Linked DNA regions of Homo sapiens: region 2 is linked to region 1. The links are chromatin contacts, found by POLR2A ChIA-PET in ENCODE. All regions are on one chromosome and are shown on one strand. Each heading gives the region's core, a stretch centred on a gene start or an enhancer-like site at or near the end of the contact. The rest is flanking DNA. Distances are from core to core; before and after follow the strand shown.

The links. ChIA-PET counts read pairs that join two places held with the same protein, here RNA polymerase II (POLR2A).
Region 2: POLR2A ChIA-PET joins it to region 1 with 10 read pairs in activated B cell. The contact joins two enhancer-like sites. POLR2A ChIA-PET finds 5 or more read pairs at or near these places in 2 of 52 experiments (activated B cell and activated T-cell).

What each region holds. Positions count from the first base shown.
Region 1 is chr11:85,698,558-85,703,303 of GRCh38, forward strand. It overlaps SYTL2 (synaptotagmin like 2), which reads right to left. Exons shown (of 20, transcript NM_206927.4): 17 at 1,958-2,036. Among named protein-coding and RNA genes, the nearest start is that of CCDC89, 15 kb to the left of the region's middle. Within about 2 kb of position 1,919, at least 2 of the 41 ENCODE cell types and tissues checked have a DNase peak (open chromatin) inside an H3K27ac peak, as active enhancers do.
Region 2 is chr11:86,474,287-86,478,666 of GRCh38, forward strand. The region is part of intron 7 of ME3 (malic enzyme 3); the gene reads right to left. Among named protein-coding and RNA genes, the nearest start is that of CCDC81, 100 kb to the left of the region's middle. Within about 2 kb of position 2,011, at least 10 of the 41 ENCODE cell types and tissues checked have a DNase peak (open chromatin) inside an H3K27ac peak, as active enhancers do.

The sequences.
Region 1 (4,746 bases), core at 669-3,168:
GACAGGGTCTCACTCTGTCACCCAGGTTGGAGTTCAGTGGCACAATCATGGCTCACTGCAGCCTCAACCTCCTGGGCTCAAGTGATCCTCCTACCTCAGCCCTCCCAGAGGAGCTGCAACTACAGGCATGTGCCACCACACTTGGCTAATTTTTAAATTTTTGTAGAGACAGAGTTTCGTCATGTTGCCCAGGCTTGTCTTGAACTCTTAAGCTCAAGGGATCCACCAGCCTCAGCCTCCTAAAGTGTTGGGATTACAGGCGTGAGCCACCACCCCCAGTCAAGAGTGGTTAAACATTTTATAGGGATACTGTATGTACATACGTAATAGTTAATATTATGGGCAGATAGTTACTAAGAAGTTGGCTTAGTCTGAAATTGTTGTCTAGGCTGGGTTCATACGAACAGAGGAATGCCACCAGATTTTTCTGAATGGGTTAGCTCAATCAGTCAACCAAACAGTACTTAGTGAGGATCTATCATAAGCTCATCTCTATGCTATGCTAGGAACATCATTAGATATACAGAGAATACATGAAATAATCTATGCCCTTGGGAAATGTTTATAGTTATGTTGGAGAGAATAATTCAAATAAAATGATAAAAATGTAATATACAGTGAAACTCCAAGTTATTACTGTAATGTTCTAGAAGATGATATGATCAGTGAGATCTAATATAGTTAGGGAAAGCTTTATGGAGGAGATGGGGCTTCATCTAAGACTTTGGTAGGTTGAGGAGAAGAGGAAGCCATTTCAAAGAAGAAAAACTACGTGGACAAAAATTCAGACATGGTGGCACCCATCACAACACACAATACCCCTGCCCTCTACTACCAAGTGATAGAAGGAAAAAGGGAAATGGGATTTCTATGAATGTTGACTTTAAATGATAGGATACAAATTATATGCAAAAGAATCTACCTTTTAGGAAAATCCAGAAGTTCAAAGGTGGCAGTCTGACAGCAATCCAGCCTGAAAATATGCTTTACTTGCCCTCTAATTCTTTCTTTTTTGGGGGGCGGGGGGCGGTATAAACTACATCAGAATGCTTTTCTTTAGTTCAGTCACTATCCTCACCATCAATTATTTCTTCCATCTCACTAGCTTCACTGCCTGGTTACTGAAAGCATTTGAGTTTACAACCTCTGATTTCAGCCATAACATTCATACAGATTCTTAAAGAGACTAACTTGGGGAACTTGCTTGGGAAATGGAGCAAGGAGCTGGCTGGCATTCATTTCCTGCTAGTCTCTTGCTCCTTAACTGGGCTGAAGACCTGACAAGGAGGCAATTAATAATCTTGAGGGAAAAGCTTTATCTCTTAATGAGACCCTGAGAGTGGAGGGTGAATGAGCTTTAAGTTCTCTGGAGTCCTCTTAATTCCCACCTGTGAAAAAGAACACTCAGGTTCTATTCTTATAGCACTATCAATAAGTCCAAATTCCAAACACAGGAATACACAAATTCTGAATACAGGCCATTCACATTGTGCAGATACAAATTTTTGGAGAGTGAGGTGAAACCTAATGACTATAAACTAAACTAAAAAAAAAAATGAGAACTTTCTTATAGAAACAGAAAGTAAAATGATGATTACCAGAAGCTGGTAGTAGAGGAAAAGGAAATTGTTGGTTAATAGATAAACAGGTTCAGATTTGCAAGATGAAAAGGTTCTGGAGATCTGTTTCCCAACAGTGTGAATATACTTAGCACTACTAAGCTGTACAGTTAAAAATGGTGAAGATGGTAGATTTTATGTTTTCTTTTTTTTTTTTTTTTGCCACAATAACAAAAAAAGAATTTTCTTATTTACAACTGTGAATAGACTCATTTGGTCTATACGTTACTAACTTGATAAGTTTCTTTAGGGCCTCACCTTTGAAAACGCATAGTAAATACTGTGAGAAGGGAGGGATAAGGAAAGGACATAAATCTGAATAGAAAGTCATTACATACCAGGGACTGGCTCTGGGACATACTGGAGAGCTAGTTTCATTTCACCTCTGTTTTCTGCTTCAAGGGCAACTGGTGCTGTCTGAAAAGTGAAGAAATGTCAGCAGGTGGGAGACAAACTTTTCATCCTGTTTGTTGGTATAGGTCTCATTACAGAACCATATCTGTCCCATTTCTGGGACCATGTGTCACTCATGAGTGCTCTGGATTAAAATTTCTCTCTGCATCAGAACTAGACTGTTGCCTTAATACCTGGGAAAACTAGGTTGTATATCTTGAAAAATCTTGCAGGATACCCAGAAAATATTTCAAGGCCTTTAGTCTCAAAGATGGTGAAGAAACCAGAATGGCTTTCTTGGAGATGGGAGAGGTTTCTTTGAATGCTTTAATTTTGATCAAAACACAAATATTTTGTTAGCTATTCAGCCAGCATATAAAACAATTTATTTGTATTCCCTTTATTTGAAGGAGTATGAGATAGTGTGTGAAAGTAAGGGGGGAAAGGCCATATCTTACATTTTCAAAGCTGCACTAATCTGATTATTTTAGGCCAAATGCATAGAAGTCTGTAAGTATAACAAAGACTGAACAATAATTTTTTAAACTTCTATCTGTTATTTTCAAGTACACGTTGAATATTCCTTATCTGAAATGCTTGGGATCAGAAAAGTTTCAGATTTCGGATTTGTTTTTTGAAATTCGTAATATTTGCATATACGTAATGAGATATCTTAGGGATGGGACCCAAGTCTAAACACAAAATTCATTTATGTTTCATATACATCTTCTACACATAGCCTGAAGGTAATTTTATATAACATTTTTAATAACTTTATGCAACCCATCACATGAAGCAGGTGTGGAATTTTCCACTTACGGCATCATATCGGCACTCAAAAAGTTTCAGATTTTGGAGCATTATGGATTTGAAATTTTTGAATTAGGGATGCTAAACCTGTATAAGAAACCTGCATAAGATAGTTTTTTACTTTCAAATTCTGGCTCTTTAGAGCTTTATTTTCAAAATATGGGTATGTATCAGAAACGTAATGGTAGCCAGTTAAAAATGAGATGCTTTTGATATCTTCTGAGGAGTTCAGGTCTTGGGTAGGGCTAGAAATAAGTGCTTCAAGTGATTTTGATATAACATTTGAGAACCATTTCTTTAGTGGAACTAAAACAGTTCCACTGTTGTGTAGACACTAAGTTATGGTTTGTATTAGTTATTTATATTTATCACTTCCTACTATGATGGACTAGCTTGGATCACATCAACCCCTAAACTAATAACAATTTAAAAGGTGGGATTTTAAATATCAGTTTGAAAGTGCTAAAGAATTATTAACACAGACAGGACTCAAATGAACAAGATCTTAGAGTCTGACATTCTTCTCTGCTTTTCACTTTGAGACATTTAAGTAGTGCCAAACTGAGCACATAAAAAGCCTAACAGAATGAGACTGAAAAGGTAAGCAGGACTTTTAGCAGTTTCATGAGGCTGGGGAGACAAAACTTGGAGCCCACGGCCTGTCAAGAAGGAATGGCACTGGAAAAACACTCTAGACCAGTGGTTTTCAAAGTACCGTTTCTAGGTCAGCTGCATTGACAGGGAACCTGTTAAAAATGTATATTCTTGGGCCCGTAAACCTTGGGAATAGGGCTCAGAATCTAGTGGGTCTATTTTTTTTTTTTTTTTGAGACAGGGTCTCGCTTTGTTGCCCACACTGGAGTGCAATGGCGTGATCTCAGTTCATTGCAACCACCACCTCCTGGGTTCAAGTGATCCTCCCATTTCAGCCTCTTGAGTAGCTGGGGCTATAGGTGCATGCCACCAAGCCTGGTTAATTTCTTTGCAAAGGCAGGGTTTTGCCACGTTCCTCAGGCTTGTCTCCATCCAACTCCTGGACTCAAGCAATCCACACCTCAGCCTCCCAAAGTGCTGGGATTAAAGCTGAGAGCCACCGCACCCAGCCCCAGAATCTGTGATTTAATAAGTCCTTCAGGTGAATCAGATGCATGCTGATTTTGAGAACTATTTCCCATGGCTTTCAGTTGGAACCTCTGAAGGGCCTTAGCCTAGGAATATAAGCAAACAAAAACTAGACCAGATCACATGAAAACTGGGCTTGTGCTTCAAAGTCAGTTTATTCCCAGATTAAATGAAGGTGGTCTGTGCCTGCTGTATCAGAAGCAAAAGTAAATCCTCCCCAATTATTCCTAGAACGTTCTCATATGCAATACCCCACATATGATCAAAAAATGAACGGGCATACCAAGACAAAGAACTAAGTGTCCAAACTAAGATTTTAAAAAATAGATAAGCAGGACTCACAAATGTTTAAGATACTGGAATTTTTAAGTACATACATTAAATAACTTTGCATGCTATATTTTTAAAGACAATGTTAAGATAGAGAATTTTAGGAGAGAAATGGAATCAAAATAGTCAAAAGAAAATATGCTTTCGAAAATATAAGCTTTATATTATAGATTGGCTTAAATTGTAGATGGTTTTAACAACAGAATAGACATAGCAGATAAAATTGTTGAATTGTGAAAAGGTTAGCAAAACATGGACTGAAATATAAGAAAAAAAGTATACAGAAAAGACCATAAGAGACATGTTGGACAGAATAAAAAGGTATAACATACTTGTAATTGGAGTTTCCAGAAGGAGAGGAGAAAATAGTGGGGCAAAAGTAATATTTGAAGAAATAGTTGCTGAGAAATTTTCAAAGTGATGAAAGATACCAAAACATAGATAGATTCAAGCAGCTCACTGAACCCCAAAC
Region 2 (4,380 bases), core at 761-3,260, 780 kb after region 1:
GTGGCCATTCCTCAGTCACAGCTCTGACGGCAAGTCTTGGCCAGACAGAAAACACTCAGGAACAGCTTGGCTTTCCTCCTGATTTTCCCTGTTTGTCTGAGTTCCGGGGCAAGCACACCAAATGGCGCCAGAAATCTCATTGCTGGGGAGGGGATGGTGGCTGACCTGCTGACCTCTCAACCTCCCAAAGGTCAGTGGCAACACAAAGGTTTTCCTCTAGGACATGGCAACTCACTCCTCAACCTCCTGCTTATAAAGCTTTCTTGGCCACCAACCCACTGGCTGGCTTGGGGGCTTCAGCATGTATGTCAGCCCATATTTGTCCTTAGATTGTGCATATCAGGTTGGCATGAGGCCACAGGTGTCCTCCATGAAGGTTTTTTGATTAATGAGGCCCTTTCTGAGTGTTCTCTTCAGTTGCTAGCGCTTTCCTGGGAATAAGGTCATGACTTTTAAAGTCCAAGTAAATGTCCCAGATCTTTTGATCACCTTATGCCCTTTATCAACCTTGATCAACGCTGCAGGCAAGGCCATTGGCTGCGTACACATTAAATCTATGCAAACCCAGCAGTAATTATTTGGGAATTTCCCTTGTAGTTTATAAATTCCTTGACAGCAAAGTCTACTTCTGACTTCTTGCCATATTCAATAAAGGAATTAATAAATGGATGGATGAATACATGAATAAATAGGAAAACAAATAACTGAATGTGGTCTTAAACTATTTTTCTGGTGACTTTATGTGTCCATGTTATAATCACAGGGAAAATTGAATTCTTCAGGACAAGTCTTTTCTTTGTTGATTTAGTTTGGATGTATGTTGCCAGCCAAATCTCATACTGAAATGTAATTCCCAATGTTGGAGGTGGGGCCTGGTGGGAAGTGATTGGATCATGGGGGAGGAGTTCTCATGAATGGTTTAGTACCATCCCTCTGGGTACTGTCCTCGTGATAGTGAGTTGTCATGAGGTCTGGTTGTTTAAAAGTGTGTAGTACCTCCCCTTTTGCTCTCCTGTTCCTGTTTTCACCATGTGATATACCTTCTCCCGCTTTGCCTTCTGCCATGATTGTAAGCTTCCTGAGGCCTTCTTAGAAGCTGAGCAGATGTTGGCACCATGCTTCCTGTAAAGCCGGCAGAACCATGAGCTAATTACACCTCTTTTCTTTGTAAATTACCCAGTCTCAGGTATTTCTTTATAACAATGTGAGAAGGAACTAATATATTTGTATTGGCCACATTGTGGGGTACAGGGAAGGCACGTGATAAATATAGCCTGAATGAAAATTTGGAGGAAATTTCATGAATTACATGAAGGAGGGCACATAATTGGATAAGTTTTCCTTAATTTCCCACAGCTTTTCTCATTATCTGGCCTTGGGGAAATAATTTTCTCTTTGGGTCTCAGTTTCCTCATCTAAAAAGTGAGGAAATTGGATCAAATGAGTGGGTTGTTTCTTGCTCAGATATTCCAAGAATGCAAGATTAAAGTCCTAGGCTGGATCCAGTGAGAAAATGAGAATTCTAAGATACAGACTGAACCACAGAAGGCATTCCTAATATTCAGTATATATATATATATATATATATAGAGAGAGAGAGAGAGAGAGAGAGAGAAAGAGAAAGAGAGAGAGAGAGAGCAGTGACCCTCTATGCTGAGAGGGACTCAGAATGTGAACACCCCTGTGAAACATTGCAATCGGGGCTTAGACCTAACAGCTTTTCACAATCTTTTAAAATTAACATAAAATCCTCATTAACTTCCTTTGTAGTCTGGATGCTATATGCCTAGGGATTTTTCTTTGCATATGTTGTGTTAAAACCAACAGGAGAAGCTTGGAGCTACAGAACCTCAGCTAAGCTTTTGGCAGGACGCTCAGTTCTAACATCCTGTCTTGTACAGACCTCCACACTTGACCTTGCCTGCTGTGGACCTATCTGCAGGCCTGAATGATGAGATGGAAACAGCCCTGAAAATGAAAGGACATTCAAGGCTGGGAAAATAGCGAGCACGAAGGCTCTGCCTCTGTAACAGAGACAACACATTTAAGGAGCGGCAGGAACAGGGGTGGGAGTTGGAGCCATCAAAGGCATCCTTCCAGCTCTGAGGGCAAAGTACAAGGCTTCTATATGTGGAGCCTCTGAATAGGTCAGTATCAGTGGGTGATCTCAGAGCAATTTTGCAGCTTTCTCTTGGGCAAGCTTCTGTTTCTCATTTCTGTACAGAGAACTGTGTCTCATGAAAAGATGTTTGGTTACTTGAGGGGGTGACTGACTCTGAGTGGTGAGTTTGAAAGGCCCAAGTAACACTCAGCTTCAAACAGCTGCAAAAAAATATAAGAACACCTCACCCTCAGGAACACACGGACCATACTGCTCCCCTCTATGTACACATGAATCTACACAACACCGTCCACTGGAGGAGGGAGAGCAAAACTGAATAGGTCTGTGTTGGGGGTGGGGATGAAGACCAAGCATTTACTAATTGCACATACCAGGGATCTAAAATGGAAATGGATCACACCTAGGGCTGTTTCATTTTTGTTTTTGTTTTTTCCTTCCTAGGTTTAGCACTGGGGAAGAGAGGAAAAGTAATATTGGAATGAAGGGGAGGGATGGGTGAGGGACTGTGGACAGCAGTGTTGGACATGTGAATGGATATATTAACTCAAACATGAATGCGTGAATGTGGGCACAGTGAAGCACTGCCTAAAGGAGAATGGCTTTGGAAACTGCCTAAATTAATAATAATAGCAAACATGATTTTTTTACTATCACTCAGGTGTATGTTAAACATTTTACATGGATGGCCTCATTTATCCATCATAAGTACTCTCCCAGTCTTAAAAATGCATTTTAGAGAGGAGGAAACTGAGGCACAGATGAATTAAGTCACTCGTTGATAAGTGTTAATAAGTAGCTTGTTAATAAGAGATTGGAACTCAGGCAGTCTAGCTCTAGAATTCGTGCTTTTAACAATTGCAGTTAGTGGGTAGGGTCTTAATCAGGCTCCCCTTTCTTAGATGAGGTACTTGTACTTTGTAAACTTCAGTTTCTTCATCTCTTAAAATAAAGTGAATAGTACCTAACTCATACAGTTGTTGTGAGAATTAGACAAGTTAATATTGTGTGAAGTGCTTGTATCAGTGTCTGCTTATGGTAAGCAATTAAATAATTAAGAGTTATTATTGTTATTATTGGTACTTATTCATTGAAAGGGATCAGATCCCTGCTCCCCGCCACCCATAAGACCCTTATATTCCTTCATCTCTTCTGCCATAATCTAAAAGTTTCAGTTCTGGGGATGATTTTGTTCCTATTCTTGATACCAAGCGATAAAATCAGGCTGCTAAGAGAAAATGAAAAGGAAATAGCCAGCTAGTGTCATTGAATCATATCCCGAGGCAGTGAGTTTCTTCCAGCACATTTTGGCCTCAGTCCTGAGGCTGGACCTTAACTAGTGAACTGCAAACTCACTCAATTATGCAGTCTGCTTGGTGCGATGGAAGTGAAAATGTCCTAGAGAGTTGGGTGCTAGTATGCATTTTGATAGTCTCCTAGCCTGTGACCCAGGACAGATTCCTTGCATGCATAGGAGTTTGTCACCATGCAAAATCTGGCTGTTGTTCTTCTGAGAACATGGGGGAGCTGGACTGTCAACAATGAGCCATATCAGGCTGAAACTGGGAAACTGTTCTGCTCCTTCAGAGTCAAGACAAGCCAGAATGAGTGTCAAATTTCCTTCCTCTGTGCTTCCTCAGATGTGGTCAGATTCATAGCCTTCAGTCTATTCTAATTGGTAGCTAGCCTGGTGTGGACTTTTGACCACCCACCAATCAACCAACTCCCACCCTCACCATTTACTGCACGAGTAAAGCCACGCTTCCTAGGAACTACCATTGGTAGAGATGTTACTGAGTCATAGGCCCTGAGATAGGAATGATCTATAAAGGCCATCCACGCCAGTTCTTGAACCCTTCTACAACAGTCCAGACTCATCTTTGCCCAATCTCTCCTCTGACAATGAAAGCCTAAGGACCAAAAAAAAAAAAAAAAAAAAAAAAAGGTTAAAGAAAAGCAATAGGCCATTTTAGCAGAGATGTCACAATGCAGTGCATGATTAATTAATTAGCAAATGAATTCTACAGCCAGTAAGATTACAGTCAGGGCAAGAGTATCAGGCCAGGCTGGTCAGAGTAGATTTCCCTAGGGAAGGCAGAATTTGAATTGGGGCATTGTTATGGGTTCTGCCTCTAATCTCTTCCCACATCTTGTCAATTTTAATACAATACTTTTGTTGCTCAAGAACCTACCATGCCTCCCTATTGCTCACTACATCAAGTCTCAAATAAGGTATTTTGTGGATTGGTAATTTTCAAACA